2 separate regions of the Homo sapiens genome follow, and region 2 is linked to region 1. A link is a loop called in an ENCODE intact Hi-C map of the cell type or tissue named here. Cell type or tissue: PC-9. All regions are shown on one strand. Links, peaks and the distances in the headings refer to the core of each region. The heading gives the core; the rest is flanking DNA. Region 1 overlaps TBXAS1 (thromboxane A synthase 1). Region 2 has its middle 50 kb from the start of KLRG2.

Region 1 (9,838 bases), core at 886-8,885:
TAAGCCAGTGTGGTGACTGTTTCCCCATCTCTTAGATGAGAAAACTGAGGCTCAAAGAGCCTGTCACATGGGTAGTCATGGCACATTATGAAGTCAAAAGGCAAATAGTGAAATAGCAAATAAAAAAGTTTGCCACATCTATAAAGGACTAACAGTAACAAAAACCAAAGAGCTACTATCAGTCAGTAGGAAAAGACAACTAGCTAGAAAAATGGTCAAAGGCTATGAACAGGCGAAACACAGAGGCCATATGAGTTACTATAATGAAAAATGCAAGTTCCAATGAGATTCCATTTGCACAGGTCAGATTAGGAACAGCTGGAAAATGCTGATTAGATTTCAGGGGGTGCAAATGTGGGGATCCTAACACCCCCGGGTGACTCTCCTGGAGTGACAGTCTGTCACTCCCTGGCTCCCCATCTTTGGCCTGAAGATGAACACGTGCCCATGAGCTCTTGAGCAGGGTGTGGGCGCACTGGGATTAAGGAAGCTTATTTGCTGCTCTGCCAGTTTGCCCACAGAGGTGGAATGAGTTATCTGGTTGGTAGGTGATGGTCTCACTTTCTTCACCTAGATAATGCTAATCCAGGAGGAGTCCCCAAGGTGGCGGATTGCTTTCTTCTGTTCCCTCTTTTTCCCAGAGCAGCAGGAGGCCGGCCTTCAGGGCAAGTCCATTCTCAAGCCGCCAACGTTCCAGTTACAGGCGCTGGGAGGCCTAGTTCCTCCGTCTGCAGGGGGAGCCCTTCACAGCCCTGGAGCAGCCACTGGCCACCCTGCCTGGGATCTCAGCCAGCTCTCAAAGTGAGCTCCGGGATGGGCAAGGGTCAGCAGCAGCAGCATCACCCGGGAACCTGTTAGAACTGCATCTCGGGTCAGAGGGGTGGAAGGGCAGGGGCCAGGACACATGGAGTCTTGAAGTCCATAGCCAGTATCGTAGCTAATCTATGATGACATAGCCATTCAACATATTGCAGCTGTTTAATGATGCCTATAAGCCACGTTGCAGAAATTATATGTAGTTTAATCCCATGTCTGTGACTGTTTATGAATTTAGAGGGCCAGGGTGGCATTCCTACTTTGTCATAAAAAATAACAAGGTTTGGATGGTTTTCCCAAAGCTCTCCCGTCTGCATTTCTGGGAACGGTTCTAACTTTAGAAGGTTATCACCCAACCCCACACTTCCCACTCCCATCACAGGCCACTGGGGCAGCTGGCTGAGCAAGTGACCAATGAAAAGGGCTCTGTGCGGGGGTTAATCCTCTGTGGCGCTGTCTTGAGAGTCTTCATAACTTTATCTTTTATTTATTTATTTTTTTTTTGAGACAGAGTCTTTTTCTGTCGCCCAAGCTGGAGTGCAGTGGTGTGATCTCGGCTCACTGCATCCTCCACCTCCCGGGTTCAAGTGATTCTCCTGCTTCAGCCTCTCAAATAGCTGGGATTACAGGCATCTGCCACCATGCCTGGCTAACTTTTGTATTTTTAGTAGAGATGGGGTTTCACCATGTTGGCCAGGTTGGTCTCCAACTTCTGACCTCAAGTGATCCGCCTGCCTCGGCCTTCCAAAGTGCTGGAGTTACAGGCGTGAGCCACTGCACCCGGACGTAACTTTATCTTTGAATCTGTGCTTTGGAAGCCTGGCTTATGCATGGCTCCACCTGTGGCTGCCTCCCACGACCAGCTCTCAGCTGCCTGTGCTCTCCACCTGGCTTCCCCCTTTCTGCCCTGACCTATGGCCACTGTTGCTGTCCACACTTCACAGGGTCCTGGGTACAGGCACAGAGAGGGCCAGGATAGGGTGCATGCACCCTGCAGCATCTCGGGTTGGCATGGTGGTGGCCGTCCCTGCCCTAGGCTGGCAGCACACAGTGTATGTGGCGGGGCCGGCCGGAGGCTGTTTCTCGATGGGGGCAAACCTCTGCCCACCCCTAGCCCAGGTACTGAGGGTGTCATAGCACAGAGGTTTAGAGATCCTTGGAGGTTAGTCTGCTGTGGCTGGCTGGGGAAGGCTGTGGAAAGGGGAGACAGCTGGACCAATTTCCCTAGATCCTGCCTCCCTGGCTGGGTCTCAGTGCATGTGTCTGGTGGCTGACAGGGCCCTTGGATGCCTGGAAGGGTCTGGACTCCCCCCGCTCATCCAGTATGTCCAGGCCTGAAAGAACATCCCCGTTGGGCAAACCTGGAGGCAACTTGTCTTCCTGCTTCCAATCTTTATGAGTTTGGTTTGTGTTTGTCTCTTCTGGCCAACAAGTCACAAACACCAATTGTGTAATTTCAGTGGTTCTGCATATAAGTTAAACGCTCTGAAATTTACATTTAAAACTGGCATTGTTTGATATAAAGATGAATGGTAAAATGCTTGCTAATAATTTAACATTGAGTTTTCTTTACTTAGAACAACAGTAAATGGAAAATAAAAAGCACCATGACAAGTCGAAAAAGAGACTGCAGAAGAAACAAAGAAGCTCGCTGAGTACCACGATGGACACGTCCCCCTGCTTTGGGAATAAAGGCTACCACGCTTTTATTTCTCACTGGGCCTCACAGATCCTGTAGCCAGCCCTGCAGGCCAAGATTGACTGGCCCAAAGGGGCCAGTCTGGAAATTTCGATCTGGGACAAAGAAAAAAGTTTTTCTCCAGCAGGTGGCGATTGAACACAGGGAAGTGGAGACCCATTGTTGGCCACATTCGGCCTTGTGGATTAATGAGCAGAAAACAGCAGTTGGCCTCAAGAAAGAAGAAATGAATCAGATGTATACAACAAAGCAGAAGCAAAGGACAGAGAGACCATTTCTCGGTGCCCCATGGAGTTCCAGTTCCTGTTGCCATCTGCTCCTGGCAGGTAACCCTGTGGGTGGCATCTTGGTCCCTTCCAACAAGTTCTCACTTGCAGCTGAAGTTAGCAACATTCTGAATTCCATTGTCTGCAACCAAACGAATCTTAACAAATGCAGGAATATGCATGTATCAAACAAGAAACAGAGGTGCGGTACACAAAAATAGGGAACTATATCTCAAAAAGAAAAACTGGATCTGGAAGCAGCATCCCTAATGGGTAAATGGTGTTGGTTCCCCGAAGAAAACTGTATGGCTTGTAAGTTGTCACGGTTTGTCAAAGAAAGAAAATTTTTAAAGATAGGCTAAGCGAATTTTGTATTAGAAAATCAAAGTCTTTACTCTTTCCCTAGATAGGCTTTTCTCTTTTTAACTGTGCTTCTAGGCTTTTAGATCAAGATGCACATGTAGGCCAGGTGCGGTGGCTCACGCCTGTAATCCCAGCACTTTGGGAGGCCGAGGTGGGTGGATCACCTGAGGTGAGGAGTTCAAGACCAGCCTGGCCAACATGATGAAACCCTGTCTCTACTAAAAGTACAAAAAATTAGCTGGGCATGGTGGTGGGTGCCTGTAACCCCAGCCACCCTGGAGGCTGAGGCAGGAGAATCGCTTGAACCGGGAGGTGGAGGTTGCAGTGAGCTGAGATCACAGCCTAGGCATCAAGAGCAAAACTCCATCTCAAACAAACAGACAAACAAACAAAAAGATACGTATGTAAAGACCATCTTGGTTCAGCAGTTCTCCATGTGGCTGCATGTTAGAAACAGCCAGCTTTTTTTTTTTTTTTTTTGAGACGGAGTTTCGCTCTTGTTGCCCAGGCTGGAGTACAATGGCCCGGTCTCGGCTCACTGCAACCTCTGCCTCCTGGGTTCAAGCAATTCTTCTGCCTCAGCCTCCCGAGTAGCTGGGATTACAGGCACCCACCACCACGCCCGGCTAATTTTTGTATTTTCAGTAGAGATGAGGTTTCACCGTGTTGGTCAGGCTGGTCTCGAACTCCTGACCTCAGGCAATCCGCCTGCCTCGGCCTCCCAAAGTGCTGGGATTACAGGTGTGAGCCACCGCGCCCAGCCAGAAACAGCCAGATTTTTATATGTTTTAGTATAGATGGATGCTTGGGCCCTACTCCCCAGTGTTGGTCTGAGGTGGGGCCTGGGCACCAGCTCTCCCTTTTTAGCCCCCTGGCTGTCCTAATGTGCACTCAGGGGCATAGGTCTTTCCGACTGTCTGTCTGAGACCTACCCTAGCGCTTCTCCACACCTGAGGAATGAACGGATGAGGCAGAAGGACGCACACACCTCCATGTCTTAGTCGAACCAGCGAGACAACAAAACTCAAGTCCCTATCCCACTCACTGGCTGGTCCACCCAGCAGTTGCTGGCTTTGTCTGCAGCTTTCAGGAATAGCAGGGACAGAACGGTCCTGAGCAAATTCTGCCAGCAGAGGGCAACAAGCGCATGCTAAATGAGGACTCCCCGTCCCGGGAAAGGACCTTGGAAATCCTCCCAGCCATCCTTCCTTGACAGAGAGGAGAAAAATGAGGCCCAGAGAGGAAGGCCTGTGAACCCAAAGTCTCAACATAGAATTTATTATAAGTCCTCTTTCATTCAGCAGTTCCTCAGCGGGCACCTTGGATGGGTCAGGTGCGGGACCAGGTGCTGGGGGTCCAAGGAGGCTCTGTCCATTGAGGAAACCGATTCCTAAACAAATCATGACATGGATGTGTAAAGTGTTATCGAATGTGCTTACGAGGAATGCAAAACCAGTTCTGTTTAGGAGATCCTTCATTTACATATTCAAGGAATACATATGGAATTGGCGAGCATGATTCACCAGGCACTGTGCTAGGCCCGGGAGACGTAACTTTAAAATGCACGGACATGTCCTAGCCTCTCGGAGCTTCCAGTCTATCAGGATGCAAACAAGTGGATAAGGGTGAGATGGGAGAACAGATGAGAGACACACATCTCCCACATTTGGGATCAGGGACTCTGTGAGGAGGAAGCGACAATGTCCAGGCTGAGATTTTTAGGATGAGTGAGAATAAGCCAGTGAAAAGTGGATGGCCTTGTTCAGAGGCTGCTGCAACCAACCTAAAACAAATATGAATCAATCAGGGAACTGTGAATCCAACAGGATATTTGATGCTCTCAAGGAATGAACATTCATTTTGGTTTTAGTTGATAATGGTATTGTGGTCATGTTTAGAAAAGAATTCTTATCGGCCAGTCACGGTGGCTCACGCCCATAATCTCAGCACTTTGGGAGGCCAAGGCAGGGGGTGTCACTTGAGGCCAGGAGTTCGAGACCAACCTGGGCAACATGGTGAAATCCCATCTCTACTCAAAATAGAAAAATAGCCAGGTATGGTGGTGGGCGCCTGTAATCCCAGCTACTTGGGAGGCTGAGGCAGGAAAATTGCTCGAGCCTGGGAGGTAGAGGTTGCGGTGAGCCGAGATAGTGCCACTGCACTACAGCCTGGGTGACAGGCCCTTGGCACACCTGGTCCTCTGTCAGTACATCCAGGCACCAACGTTACCAACAGCTAGTGAGGGTGCTGTGGGTCTGCTGGGCCTGGAGTGTCTCAAAAATGTGGGGGACTGAGCAGAATATTCTCTTATTTCAAGCCAGGAAGCACCTGAAGCTTCTATGTTTCCAAAAGATAACATGAAAAGCCATCCCCCAGGGTTCTCTCTGCCTCCTGTTTCAAAGGCCAAATTACTGAGAATTAGAGCTGGGGGGAAATCTCAAAATCAACCTTTGCTGTCCACACCCAATGAGGAAGCCCCCCCTGCAGCGCCTCCCCTTGACCTTGGCCTGGCTTTGGGTCCCACAAGGGAGGCAAAGGGCAGGGTTCTGTTCCGGGTCTGTAACCCTTAGCCATGGCCTTGGGCCAGTCGTCAGGACAGTATCTACAGGACCCCTCGTCTGTAATGCTGTCCCACCCATCTTGCAGAGTAGAGTGAACAAGAAGATGAAGGTGGAAGTCTTTGGCAACTGGAAAGTACCTCCTAAGCAGGTGATATTTCTGTTTGAACACATTCAGTGGCGGGAAAGCTTATTTCAACATGAGGCGCTCTGCTCTCTCTATTGAACTAGGCTAATAGGATGTGTTAAGGGAGAAAGAAATTCTAAAATCCTATCAAATTCATTTCAGCTGGGACTTATTTTATAAAATAACTGCTCTTAGAGGGTTGAAAATTAAATATTGGGAAACATGGAAATAAAATAAACAGAATCTTTACCTAGTGATTTACATTCTCAAACCAGAGTTTCTTCATTTTGGGGGAGACTTTTTCATATGTAGTTGATTTTCAATGGGCAGTAACTTCTAATTTTATTCCTAAGATTCTTGGTCTCTTAGTCTTTCCATCATATAGTTTAGGATCTAGAAACCAATATGTGTTTGTTTATTTTCTTGCTCTGTGGCCCAGGCTACAGTGCAGTGGTGCTGTCATAGCTCACTGCAGCCTTGAACTCCTGGGCTCAAGCGATCCTCCTGCCTCAGCCGCCAGAGTAACTGGGACTACAGGTGCAAGCCACCATGCCTGTCTAATTGTTTTTTGTTTGTTTGTAGAGATGCGGGGACATCTCACTATGTTGCCCAGGCTTGTGTTGAACTCCTGGACTCCAGTGATCCTCCAGTCTCAGCCTCCTAAAGTACTGGGATCACAGGCATGAGCCACTCTGCCTGGCCCAATATTTAAATACATTTAAATACAATAGATTAACCTGATGGTTTAGGGAACTAACTCTATGGGCAATCTATCGATAAATCCTTTTATGTAGGAAATAACAGTACTGCCCTCTCCTATTAATCTCTTTTCTATATTTATCATTTTGTGTATCATTTTCTCTGAAAGCTAGACACACACACACAGTCACACACCTACACATACGCCACACACTGGGTGTGTGTGCAGATGTCATCTGGAGTATAAATGAGAAAAAGAAAATAAAAATGTCATTGCTTTCACAAAGATTTTTCCTGGAGATTCACGGACCTAATAGAAAAATTATCATTTTTCTATGTTGTTAAAGGAAATAGAAGCAGAGGTGGCTTCAGTTTTCTTCTTCAGAGCAGTAGGAACAGCAGCATCTGTAGTAGTTATGCCTACCCAGCTGTCACTAGACTTGGTCTTATACTAAGAAGTAGGCCAAGTGATGCTGGCCCTTGCCCTCTAGAAGCCGGAGCTGGAAATCCCTTAAGCACGAGGACAGCTTGGGGCAATACAGCCATATGAAGAATAAAGATTTCCATTCACTCTGATTCTCCAGGGACCGTGGGACTATAATATGAAACCAAGCCGTGGAAAATGGGGTGACCTTCGCTTTGCCCTTCTGACCATAAACCAGAGGCAAAGCCCCTCACCCTTGCAACTGGTTTTTTGGAGACAGAGTCTTGCTCTATCCCCCAGGCTGGAGTGCAATGGTACAATCTCGGCTCACTGCAACCTCCACCTCCCGGGTTCAAGCGAGTCTCATGCGTCAGCCTCCCAAGTAGCTGGAATTACAGGCGCTCACCACCATGCCCACGTAGTTATTGTATTTTTATAGAGACGGGGTTTTACCATGTTGGCCAGGCTGGTCTTGAACTCCTGACCTCAGGTGATTCACCCACCTCGGCCTCCCAAAGTGCTGGGATTATAGGCGTAAGCCATGGCGCCCGGCCAGCCCTGAGTTCTTATGGCAAGGTTGGGAGGGAGCTGAGGTTCTCTGAGCTCTGACATTTCACCTTCTAGATCCCATAGCTCTGTTGTCTGAGTGGGTCCAGTGAGCAGTTTCAAGGCTTGCAGGGAGATACGATGGAGGTTTGGTTATGAGAGGGGGTGATAAATCTTTCCATCCACATTGCTGGCTTCCCTGGCCAATGCCCAGAAAGTTCTCTGTGCTAGCTTCAATAATTTGGCAGATTTAGATGTTGAAATTCATCCATACTCGAGAAAAAGTAATTAAGAGAGTGTACATGGCATCTATTTATACCTGCTTTAGAAGGGGACAGAACCCGTCTCATAAAAACACAGAGATTTTTCCAGGTGTTTTTGTACTCTGAGGCCCAGGCCATTAAGGGATTAGGTGCAGAGATGTAATGAAAAAACATAAACCAGGCTGCGTGCGCACACAAACACACAACCCACGGGGCATCAGTCTTCTCCATGATGGCTCTGGGCTGAGCTTCACTGACAGTGCTGACCTGCTGCAGAAATTGCTGTCTGCAGAGATCTAGAATAATAATAGTGTTTTGCCTTGTGAAACACTTTATTGCTCACCAATGGATTTTTACATCCATTATACCATTTGGTCTTCACAACCACACTGTGAGGTAGGTAGAGCAGCTTTTATTGTCTATTTTATAGATGAAAAAAAACCAGATATTTGGAGAGGTGAAGTGACTTGTCCCAGGTCGCACGGCCAGTTAATGGTAGAGTTGGAACTGAATCCAGGTCTTCAAATTCCAAGCCTTTTCCATTACCTGGGCCTACCTGGTCTTACCTTCCCTCCCTCCAGCCTTCCCTCCCTTCCTTTCCTCTTGTACATTTTATGGAAGAATAACACGCATATGGAAAAATATGACACAAACACAAACTTAGAGCTCAATGAATTTTCACACTGTAAGCATTCCTGTGTAACCAGCACTTAGACCAAGACAGAACCTTCCAGCACTTGGAAGCACACCCGTGGCCTCTCCCGGTCACATGCCCCTCAGTAGTAACCACTGTCTTGACTTCTAACACGAGAGATTACTTTTGCCTCTTTGTCTTGAACTTCCTATAAATGAAATATTTCCATGCAGGCTTTTCGGTCTGCCTTCTTTTGCTCAGTTTCATGTCTGTGACAGTCACCCATGTTGTGTGTTGTGGTGTGTTCATCCTCATGATTTGGTGCTCCATTGGGTGAGCTGCCCCGATTTATCCATCCTTTTCCTTGTCAATGGACATTTGAGTTGTTCCCAGGTTGGGGGCCATTATGAATAAAGCCTTATGAACATTCTTGTTTATGGCTTTTGGTGAACAGAGTACAGGTTTCTGTTGGGTGTACATCTGGGCATGGCACTGCCGGGTCATGAGGGATGTGTATGTTCAGCTTTAGTAGATATTGCAAACAGTTTGACAGACAGGTTGTTCACACTGCCTAAAATTTTAACAGTGAATCAGTTGAAAAGCAGCCTGTTGACATCCTAGTTTCTTCTATTTACTCTAACTGCAGGCTCCTCCCCAGTTTCTTCTCCCTTCCTTGCTAATATTCTGAAATGTAACCACTATCTCTATTCCAGGAAAGGACTGAGAGAAAGAAATAGGGCATTGTTTTGGGAGCTGAGTTATTTATTCATATAGTGTGTGTGTATAGTGGGGGGAGGGGGAAATAGGAACAAATAAAACACATCTAATTACCTAATTTTTAAAAATTGCCCCAATTATCAGACACAAGCACTCAGCACTCATAAGCAAAAACGCATTCCAACATCAACTAGATTCGAGTCTTTGAATTATCTGCTGTTTGGTAATATTTAGGATTCTGTTTTTTCCATTAGTATGGAACATTCACAGCTGACTGTATATGATGTTGAAAGAAATAAGCCCCTAAGTAAGTGATAGTTAAATCACCTAGCCCACTTTCTCTGCACTGGGAAGTGAGTGGACCACATTTAATTTGCAGAGAAAATGCTTTTGTTCACTCACCCCACAGATCCTGGTTCCCTCTATTTACTCCGATTAGCAGAGTGTGTGGGGTGAGGGGCAGGGAAAGAGAGGGGATAAGATACGGTTCTGTGCCATATAGAACTTACTCTGTATTTGGGAAACCATTTATTTGTTCATTCACAGATTTATTTTTATGGTAATAGGGAGCCACTGAAGGTTTTTGATGAGTCAAGATAACATACTGAAAATGGCTTTGTGTGATCTGACAACGACATGTAGGATGGCTGAGGTAGAAAGAGTTGGGAAATAGGTCAATAAGACAGGAGGTTCTTGCAATAGTCCAGGCAAAAGTGAGGTGCTCCA
Region 2 (9,838 bases), core at 911-8,910, 570 kb after region 1:
AGTTTGAGACCAGCCTGACCAATGTGGAGAAATACCGTCTCTACTAAAAATACAAAATTAGCCGGGTGTGGTGGCACATGCCTGTAATCCCAGCTACTCAGGAGGTTGAGGCAGGAGAATCACTTGCACCTGGGAGGTGGAGGTTGCAGTGAGCTGAGATCACGCCATTGCACTCCAGCCTGGGCAACAAGAGCGAAACTCCATCTCAAAAAAAAAAAAAAATTGCCAAAATGTTTCCCAAAGAAGGTGTATCATGTTCTATTTCCACCAACAATGCATGAAAGTCCAGGTGCTACAAGTCCTCACCAACACTTGGTGTTGTCTTTTTACTTTCAGCCCTACCGATCGGTGTATGGTGGTATCTCATTTAAAATTGCATTTCTGATCCAGTGCAGTGGCTCACGCCTCTAATCCCAATACTTTAGGAGGCTAAGGCAGGAGGATCTCTTGGACCCAGGAGTTCTAGACCAGCCTGAGCAACAAAGCAAGACCCTGTATATACCAAGGAAAATAGCCAGGAATGGTGGCACATGTCTGTGGTCCCAGTTACTCAGGTGGGAGGATCACTTGAGCCCAGGAGTTCAAGGCTGTAGTGAGCTACAATCACACCACTGCACTCTAGTCTGGGTGACAAAGTGAGACACCTCCATCTCAAAAATAAATAAAACTGCATTTCTGAACAATACACGTTTGTTTGGCCGGCTCCACCAATCTCAGCTGGGCTCCCCTACATCTGCAAGTTGGCTTGGGTGGCCTTCTCTAGCCCGGCCTTGGCTGGAGCAGCCCTGTTCCGTGTGTCCTTCATTGTCCTCCAGCTACTGGGATAGGCAGACATAGTCTTATGACAATGGCAAGAGAGCCAAAAGAAACACGCAGGCCTTTTGAGGCCTAGGTCAGAACTGACACACCATTCTTTCCCCAACAGGCCACTAGCTGGAGCCACAGAAACAGCCAAACTCAGTGGGCAGGGGTGGGGGAGTCCAGCCAGTCCTGAAGTAGATGAAGCTGCAGGCTCAGGTGGCAAAGGGCATGGATGCAGGGAGAGGCAAAGAACTGGACCAGAGATGATCTCAAACACACAATCCCTCCTGTGAATGTTTCACAATTTATGCCTAATAACTCGTAGAAAAATGACTAATGATGGCCGGGTGCGGTGGCTCACGCCTGTAATCCCAGCACTTTGGGAGGCTGAGGCAGGTGGATCACCTGAGGTCAGGAGTTGGAGACCAGCATGGCCAATGTGGCAAAACCCCATCTGTACTGAAAATACAAAAAATTAGCCATGTGTGGTGGTACATGCCTGTAATTCCAGCTACTCAGGAAGCTGAGGCATGAGAATTGCTTGAACCTGGGAGACAGTGGTTGTAGTAAGCTGAGATCATGCCACTGCATTCCAGCCTGGGCAACAGAGCGAGACTCTGTCTCAAACAAACAAACTAATGATGAATTTTTTTTTTTTTTTTTTTTTTTTTTTGGAGATGGAGTCTCCCTCAGCTGCCCGGGCTGGAGTGCAGTAGTGTAATCTTGGCTTACTGCAACCACCGTCTCCTGGGTTCAAGCGATTCTCCCATCTCAGCCTCCCGAGTAGCTGGGACTACAGGCACCCGCCATCATGCCTGGCTAATTTTTGTATTTTAGTAAAGATGGGTTTCGCCATGTTGGCCAGGCTGGTCTTGAACTCCTGACCTCAGCTGATCCACCTGCCTCGGCCTCCCAAAGGGCTAGGATTACAGGCATGAGCCACTGCGCCTGGCCAAATCATTCATTTCTTGAATATCTGTAGGAAGAGTCTAGAGGCTGGGTCTGTCAGTTCTGCACAGTGGCGTCTTTCTCACAGATGGCATTTCCCACTTCACAGGGTGTTAAGTTGTTCTTCGTCCCCTGTCAAGCTCCGGCCTCACCTCAAACCCGTAAGGTCCTTGCACACACAGTCCGGGTGAGGCTGTGAGGATCCAAGGACACCGAGTGAAGTGAGGGCAGCAGGACCCAGTGCCTGGCCATTCTAGCTGGGACTGGCCACCTGGCAGTGTCGTAGCCAACATCTGTGGTGACTCTGCCATGCCCCAGGTAGTGTGTGTGAACAGTTTACATATAGAGCGCATGGAATTTCCACAATGACCCAGTACATTAGTGGGTTAGTTTGGCTTTTAGTAACAAAAACCCAATTCCAAGCTGCCTACGCAAGAAAGAGAAATGATTAGAAGACTCAGGAGGGCCTTAGAGAGGCCAAGAGTAGGGATACAACTGGGCTTGGGACTGGCTGGAGCCGGGCTCCTCATGTCCTGCCTCGACCCCTCTTCCTGTGCCTGGGTCACTTGCTTCTGCGGTGGCCAGCTTTATCATGGCGGCACATGGCCACTAACAGCTGTCAACTTCCGTGACATCCTCAGTTCAAGAGAACAGCCAGTCCAAGCTAGAAACTAGTCCCAAGGAAGGACTGGGATTGTTTTAAACAGGCTCAGGCACCCGCCTCTGGACCACTAAGCTGTCACTGTTACCAGTGTGGAAACGTCCACATTGACTAAAACATTCGTGTGACTGCAGAGGTGTGAAGGGGGGGGTTCCCTAGACAGTGGGGGAAGGGCAGACGGAACAGCAGCAGTCTTCTTCCATGCTTGCGTTTTTATTTCCATTTAATAGATGAGACTCGAGGAAAAAAATGCGCAGGTAGAGTGTGCGGGTTAAGAGTACAGACCCGGCCAGGCACAATGGCTCATGCTTGTAATCCCACCACTTTGGGAGCCTGAGGTGGGCAGATCACTCGAGGTCAGGAGTTCGAGACCAGCCTGGCCAACATGGTGAAACCCTGTCTCTACTAAAAAATACACAAATTAGCCGGGTATGGTGGTGCATACCTGTAATCCCAGCTACTTGGGAGGCTGAGACAGGAGAATCACTTGAACATGGGAGGTGGAGGTTGCAATGAGCCAAGATTGTGCCATTGCACTCCAGCCTGGGTGACAGAGCAAGACCCTATCTCAAAAAAAAAAAAAATTACAGGCCCTATATAAGATCTGAATAGACACTTCACCAAAAAGATACACAAAAAGCAAATAAACACATGACTTTAAGTGGGTAAGCGGCGGGGCACCCTTACAATGGATTCTACTCAATGTGAAAAGGTGGGATGTGCTGATGCACACAGCACGGGTGAGTCTCAGCAGCATCGTGTTAAGGGAAGGAAGTCGGCATGAAAGTCTGTATGCCAATAACTCCATTTATATAAAGTTCTAGAGAAGATAAAGCTCATGCTAGAGAGATCAGTGGTTGCCGGGGCCAGAGGTTTGAGGAGAGGATTGGGAGAGGCCAGGAGAGAATTTGTGGGGAGATGGAACTATTCTATATCATGATTGCAGTGGTGGGATACATTTGTCAACTTACTGTATGCTTAAAATTGGTGATTTTTTTTTGAGACGGAGTCTCGCTCTGTCACCCAGGCTGGAGTGCAGTGGCACAATCTTGGCTCACTGCAACCTCTACCTTCAGGGTTCAAGCGATTCTCCTGCCTCACCCTCCCGAATAGCTGGGATTACAGGTGCCTGCCACCATGCCGGCTAATTTTTTGTGTTTTTGGTAGAGATGGGGCTTCACCATGTTGGCCAGGCTGGTCTCGAACTCCTGACCTCAAGTGATCCACTCCCCTCGGCCTCCCAAAGTGCTGGGATTACAGGCGTGAGCCACTGCGCCCAGCCGAAATTGGTGAATTTTATTGTGGGAAAATTAAATCTCAATAAAGTTTTTTTAAGAAAGGTAGCCATTATCATTTTTAGGCATCTCTTACAGGTTTTGCCTTTGAATAAACGCAATAAAAATAAAGTAGTAGGTCCTGGGGTTAATCTAAACTACATTCAACTCCCCCAGGCCCTATCATGATACCTTGAGTACCTTTTTGACTTTTTTAAGCCTCAGCAATCTCATCTGTAAGTCTGGAGATGGTAACTTCTAGCTTATAGATTTATTGTTGTGAAGGACGAAGAGATGATGTGGATAACTCCTCAGTGCTGGGGTTATCTAGTCTGACTTTGGTAAATGTATTATTATCGCTTCCCAAGGGCACACAGCTTCTAAGTGGCAGATTCAGGGCTCAAACCGAAGTCTGTTTTCAAACCCTAGCTCCTGGCCGCCCGCGCCGCACCGCCTCACTAGCGCCCTCTTGCGCTAGTTCTATGCTCCAAGCACACTTCGGATTCTTTGACTTCCCCTGTAAGAACACAGCGTGCTGATCAACAAACCAGAGCATCTGCTTCTATTTATAACTCTAAGTAGAAAATTGACATTCAGCTTTTATAAATACTTTTAAAAAACAGGAACAGGCTGCAAGTCTTTTGATTTGGAAACTCTTGAGTAGCAAGGAGAAGGCTCAGAAGGCCACAAGGAATCCATACTGCTTACAGAGGGAGGGAGGGCAGGCTTTGGCCCCAGCAACTCATCAAGATGACTGCCGTGTAAAGGGGCTTGGCTGTTGATGCTCCCAGCCAAGGAAGGAAGGTAGGTGGCCAGTGCCTCCAGCTGTAAGCAGAAGCCCGGGTGTCACTGGTTGGGAGTAAGAGAAGGAGAATGAGAACAAACCATGGTGATAAGTTGGTTCTGAATTATGACCAGGCAAAGGGTGGGAGAACTGTGGCCACATTTGAGCTCTGATAAGAGCAAAGCTGGAATCTTAAATATTTAGACGCGGAGCCCTAAAGGATGTACTTGACAAGCAATAAAAATCTTAGAAACACTTTAGTGATTCTCACGGCTTGCTTCTTATTCCAACTGCAAATTAACCTGGCAGTCTGAGAACATACTCTATTTTAACTTCCAAGCTCCTCACAGCAAACATCCTGTGTCTGGGACATCAGGAGCCTTTCAGCTCCTCCCAGCCTCAGGGCCAAGTACCACAGGCTCAGGGCTCCCCAGGGACAGGTGCTGGCTGGAATCGCCTGTGAGGTTAAAAAACGCACGTGATGCTGGGCGTGATGCTGGGCGCGGTGGCTCACACTGAAGTGCTCCCAGCACTTTGGGAGGCCGAGGCGGGGGATCACTTGAGGTCAGGAGTTCGAGACCAGCCTGGCCAACATGGTTGAAACCCTGTCTCTACTAAAAATACAAAAATTAGCCTGGTGTAGTTGCAGGCACCTGTAATCCCGGCTATTCAGGAGGCTGAGGCAGAAGAATAACTTGAACCCCGGAGGTGGAGGTTGCATTCTCGGCAGTGAGGCGAGAATGTGCCACTGCACTCCAGCCTGGGTGACAGAGCAAGACTCCATCTCAAAAAAAAAAAAAAAAAAAGGCCGGGCGCAGTGGTTCACGCCTGTAATCCCAGCACTTTGGGAGGCCAAGGCAGGCTGATCACCTGAGGTTGGGAGTTCGAGACCAGCCTGACCAACATGGAGAAACCCCGTCTCTACTAAAAAATACAAAATTAGCCGGGTGTGGTGGCACATGCCTGTAATGCCAGCTACTCGGGAGACTGAGGCAGGAGAATCGCTTGAACTCGGGAAGTGGAGGTTGTGGTGAGCCAAGATTGTGCCATTGTACTCCAGCCTGTGCAACAAGAAATTACATCTCCAAAAAAACAAACAAACAAACAAACAAAAAAAAAACCACACACCACAGGTACTCAGACTCCTCCCAGGTGCAGGATTCAATCTGAGTAAGCCAAGGTAGTGGTAGGAGTGATCCCGGGGCCTGGAAATCTGGAACATTTTTGTTTTACTTGGTGAGGATGGAGACTGAGTGAAAGTCTGGTCTGCTATTCGAGAAAGCTACCATTGTCCCAAGTTGGCAAGCCAAGAAACAGCAGTATAAACATTATTTAGAACTATGAAAACAAATACAAGGAGGAACCACAGAAAGCACCTAAAGTGGTTCTAACCAGTGGTGTCCGAAGTCAGAATAGTGATTATCTTGAGAAGCGGGGACTATTAGCTTGGAAGGACCATCAGGGAACTTTCTAGGGTGCTGGAAATGGTCCGTATCTTGATCTGGGTGGGAGTTGGGTGTTGGCCCTCCCTATCCATGGATTCTGCGTCGGTGAATTCAACCAACCTTGGGTTTAAAATATTTGGGAGAAAATCATTTAAAAAAATACAAATGATATACAAACAATGTAACAACTGTTTACGTAGCATTTACATTGTATCAGGTGTTATAAGCAATGTAGAGGTGACTTAAAGTATACAGAGATGATATGCATAGGTTATGTGCAAATGCCACACCATTTTGTATGAGAGACTTGTGCACCCTCAGATGTGGCGCTTGAACCCAGGAAGCAGAGGCGGAGGCTGCACTGAACCGAGATCACACCACTGCACTCAGACCTGAGGAACAGTTAGATTCCGTCTCAAAAAAAAATATTGGGGGGGGGGGGTCCTGCAATCAATCCCCCATAGATACCGAGGAATGACCATACATATATAAAAACCCATCAAGCTGTACTCTCAAGATTGTGTATTTCGCCTGCATATAATTTAAACTCTGTAAATGTCTCCCTCCAAAGAGGAATCAGTTTACAGCGAGACTAGGCTGTAGGCAGACTTTTTTTTTTCTTTTTCTTTTTTCAAAGACAGAGTCCCTCTCTGTTGACTGGGCTGGAGTGCAGTGGTGTGATCACAGCTCACTGCAGTCTCATCCTGGGCGCCAGTGATCCTCCCGCCTCAGCCTCCCAAGCAGCTGGGAGTACGGGCACAGGCCACTGTGCCTGGCTAGATTTTAAATATTTTGTAGAGACAGGATCTCCCTTTGTTGCCTGTGTTGGGCTTGAACTCCTGGGCTCAAGCAATCCTCCTGCCTTAGCCTCTCAAAGTGCTGGAATTACAAGCGTGAGGCACCGTGCCTGGTCAGGACTGACTTTTTTTTTTTTAAAACATACATTTACAAACTTAAAACCATCTCCACCTTTTTAAAAAACACCATATTCATGTCTCCTTTGATAAAAATAGAAATTAGATGTTTTAAAAGGTCCACAAGAGTCTGGTGTACAGCCTGGGTTGAGAAGTTCTGACTTCAGAAATGCTTCCTGCAACTGCTTTTTAAAAATAGCTTCTAACCCTTTCTTTCACCAAGGTAAATTCTCATGAGTTTCAACCTCTACTTTAGAGCATACCTTTGCTTTCTACAAGCAGAAGTTTGAAGAGAAGAGCTACACAGTAGGTTGGTCTGCATGGAATTCCTCTACTTCTTCTAGTCTCTTCCCACCAGGCACTGCCAGCTGCTATTGTTTGAAACTGACACTCAACATTACCACCAGCCCCAGCTTATGTAGTGGAGCTTTTGAGGCCGGGCTCTGACTCAGGCTGGCCTAGCGGATCGCAGGCCACAGAAGAGCAGCTCTGGATATTTGGTTTTTCAGTAGGTCAGGCATGGGATGGGGGTCCCCAAACAAGGTCTTTCCCAATTTTCCTGGTAATTCTGATGCTGGTTGGTGGTCCAGAAGCCACATTTTGAGCTACCCTGCCTAAAAGAGTCCATACTGCCAACAGGAAAAAAAAAAAAGTGTATATATTTTCAATCAGATTTACTGAGGCATAATGAAGAAAGTGTATCTATTTTAAGACTGCCTTTTGACAAATGTAGGCACCCATGTAACTACTGCCAATCAAAATATGGAAGATTTCCAACACGCTAGAAAGTTCCCTCTCTGCCATTAATCCTTGGTCCTCCCTGAGGTCCGGCCCCAGGCAAACCTGCTTTCTGTCCCTAGAAACCAGTTTTGCCTGTTCTAGGATTTCACATAGAGAATTGATTGTACAGTATGTGTACTCTTTTGTGTCTCATTCCTTTAGCTCAGCTTTTGATTTATTAGCTCAGCATGTTTTAAAGGTATTCATGTTGCTGCTTGTGTCAGTAATCCCTTCCTTTATAGAGATGTATCACAATTTAACCTTTTTTTTTTTTTTTTTCTGAGACAGGGTCTCACTCTGTCACCCAGGCTGGAGTGCAATGGTGCAATCTCGGCTCACTGCTGCAACCTCCCCCTCCCCGGTTCAAGTGATTCTTCTGCCTCAGCCTCCCAAGTAGCTGGGATTATAGGCACCTGCCACCATGCCTAGCTAATTTTTGTATTTTTAGTAGAGACAGGGTTTCACCATGTTGGCCAGGCTGGTTTCGAACTGCTGACCTCAAGTGATCTGCCTGCCTCGGCCTCCCAAAGTGCTGGGATTAGAGGGGTGAGCCACCACACCTGGCCTGTTTATCTGCTTTCTAATTGATGGATATTTCCGCTCTTATGAATACAGCTGCTATGAATGTTCAAATACAAGTGTTTGATTGGACATAAGTCTTCATTTCCCTTGGGTACGTAGGAGGATTGCTGGGTCATATGGTAAGGATATGCTTATTTGTAAGAAGCTGCCTGTTTTCCAAAATAGCTGTACCATGTTACAACACCACTAGCAAATGAGTTCTGGTTGCTCTACATCTTCATTCATACTTAGGTGCTGTCAGTCTTTTTACTTTTGATCATTCTAGTGGATGTGTAATGGGATCTCATAGTTTTAACTTTTTTTTTTTTGAGATGGAGTTTCGCTCTTGTTGCCCAGGCTGGAGTGCAATGGCTCAATCTCGGCTCACCACAACCTCTGCCTCCCAGATTCAAGTGATTCTCCTGCCTCAGCCTCCCAAGTACCTGGGATTACAGGCATGCACCACCACGCCTGGCTAATTTTGTATTTTTAGTAGAGATGGGGTTTCTCCATGTTGGTCAGGCCAGTCTCGAACTCCCGACCTCAGGTGATCTGCCTGCCTCAGCCTCCCAAAGTGCTGGGATTACAAGCATTAGCCATTGCGCCCGGCAGTTTTAACTTTCATTTCATAATGAGCAATGATGGTGATTCTCCTTTTATGTGCTCAACGGCCATCTGAATATTTTATTTTGTGATTCTGATTCAGAGTGTTTAGAGATCGTATTTTGAGGAACCCTGCCTTAAAAACACCCATATGGGGGGGGTCAGCCCCCCGCCCGGCCAGCCGCCCTGTCTGGGAGGTGAGGGGCGCCTCTGCCCGGCCGCCACCCCGTCTGGGAGGTGTACTCAACAGCTCATTGAGAACGGGCCATGATGACAATGGCAGTTTTGTGGAATAGAAAGGGGGGGGAAGGTGGGGAAAAGATTGAGAAATCGAATGGTTGCCGTGTCTGTGTAGAAAGAGGACATGGGAGACTTTTCATTTTGTTCTGTACTAAGAACAATTCTTCTGCCTTGGGATCCTGTTGATCTGTGACCTTACCCCCAACCCTGTGCTCTCTGAAACATGTGCTGTGTCCACTCAGGGTTGAATGGATTAAGGGTGGTGCAAGATGTGCTTTGTTAAACAGATGCTTGAAGGCAGCATGCTCGTTAAGAGTCATCACCACTCCCTAATCTCAAGTACCCAGGGACACAAACACTGCGGAAGGCCGCAGGGTCCTCTGCCTAGGAAAACCAGAGACCTTTGTTCACTTATCTGCTGACCTTCCCTCCACTATTGTCCTGTGACTCTGCCAAATCCCCCTCTGCGAGAAACACCCAAGAATGATCAATAAAAAAAAAAGAAAAAGAAAAAGAAAAACACCCATATATATGGCCTCCAGAAAAGAACGACTTGAAGTGATGATTTATTTACTTATTTTTTGAGACAGGGTCTTGCTCTGTCACCCAGGCTGGAGTGCAGTGGCAAAATCTCAGCCCACTGCAACCTCCACTTCCAGGATTAAAGCAATTCTCGTGCCTCAGCCTCCAGAGTAGTTGCAATTACAGGTGCGCGCCACCACGTCTGGCTAATTTTTGTATTTTTAGTAGAAATGGAGTTTCACCGTGTTGGCCAGGCTGGTCTTGAACTCCTGAACTCACGTGATCCACTCACCTCAGCCTGGGAT

Evidence for each region. A loop is a pair of places that touch in the nucleus more often than their neighbours do. Peaks named below come from ENCODE experiments on the same cell type or tissue, not always from the same donor. Only the 100,000 strongest peaks of a DNase experiment are listed, where the experiment ranks them.
Region 2: a loop joins it to region 1, with 4 times the contacts of the local background. A loop is called at or near these places in 13 of 110 quality-filtered maps.

What each region holds. Positions count from the first base shown.
Region 1 is chr7:139,996,911-140,006,748 of GRCh38, reverse strand. The region is part of intron 9 of TBXAS1 (thromboxane A synthase 1); the gene reads right to left. Among named protein-coding and RNA genes, the nearest start is that of PARP12, 61 kb to the left of the region's middle. RefSeq lists an enhancer at 4,067-4,126 and a silencer at 8,473-8,673. In PC-9, for the core only: CTCF peaks have their summits at 2,623 (motif pointing right), 4,080 and 4,279 (motif pointing right); DNase peaks (open chromatin) are centred at 2,658 and 4,258.
Region 2 is chr7:139,429,062-139,438,899 of GRCh38, reverse strand. It overlaps a transcript of KLRG2 not described here. Among named protein-coding and RNA genes, the nearest start is that of KLRG2, 50 kb to the left of the region's middle. In PC-9, for the core only: a CTCF peak has its summit at 4,182 (motif pointing left); a DNase peak (open chromatin) is centred at 7,719; H3K27ac peaks cover 1,394 bases.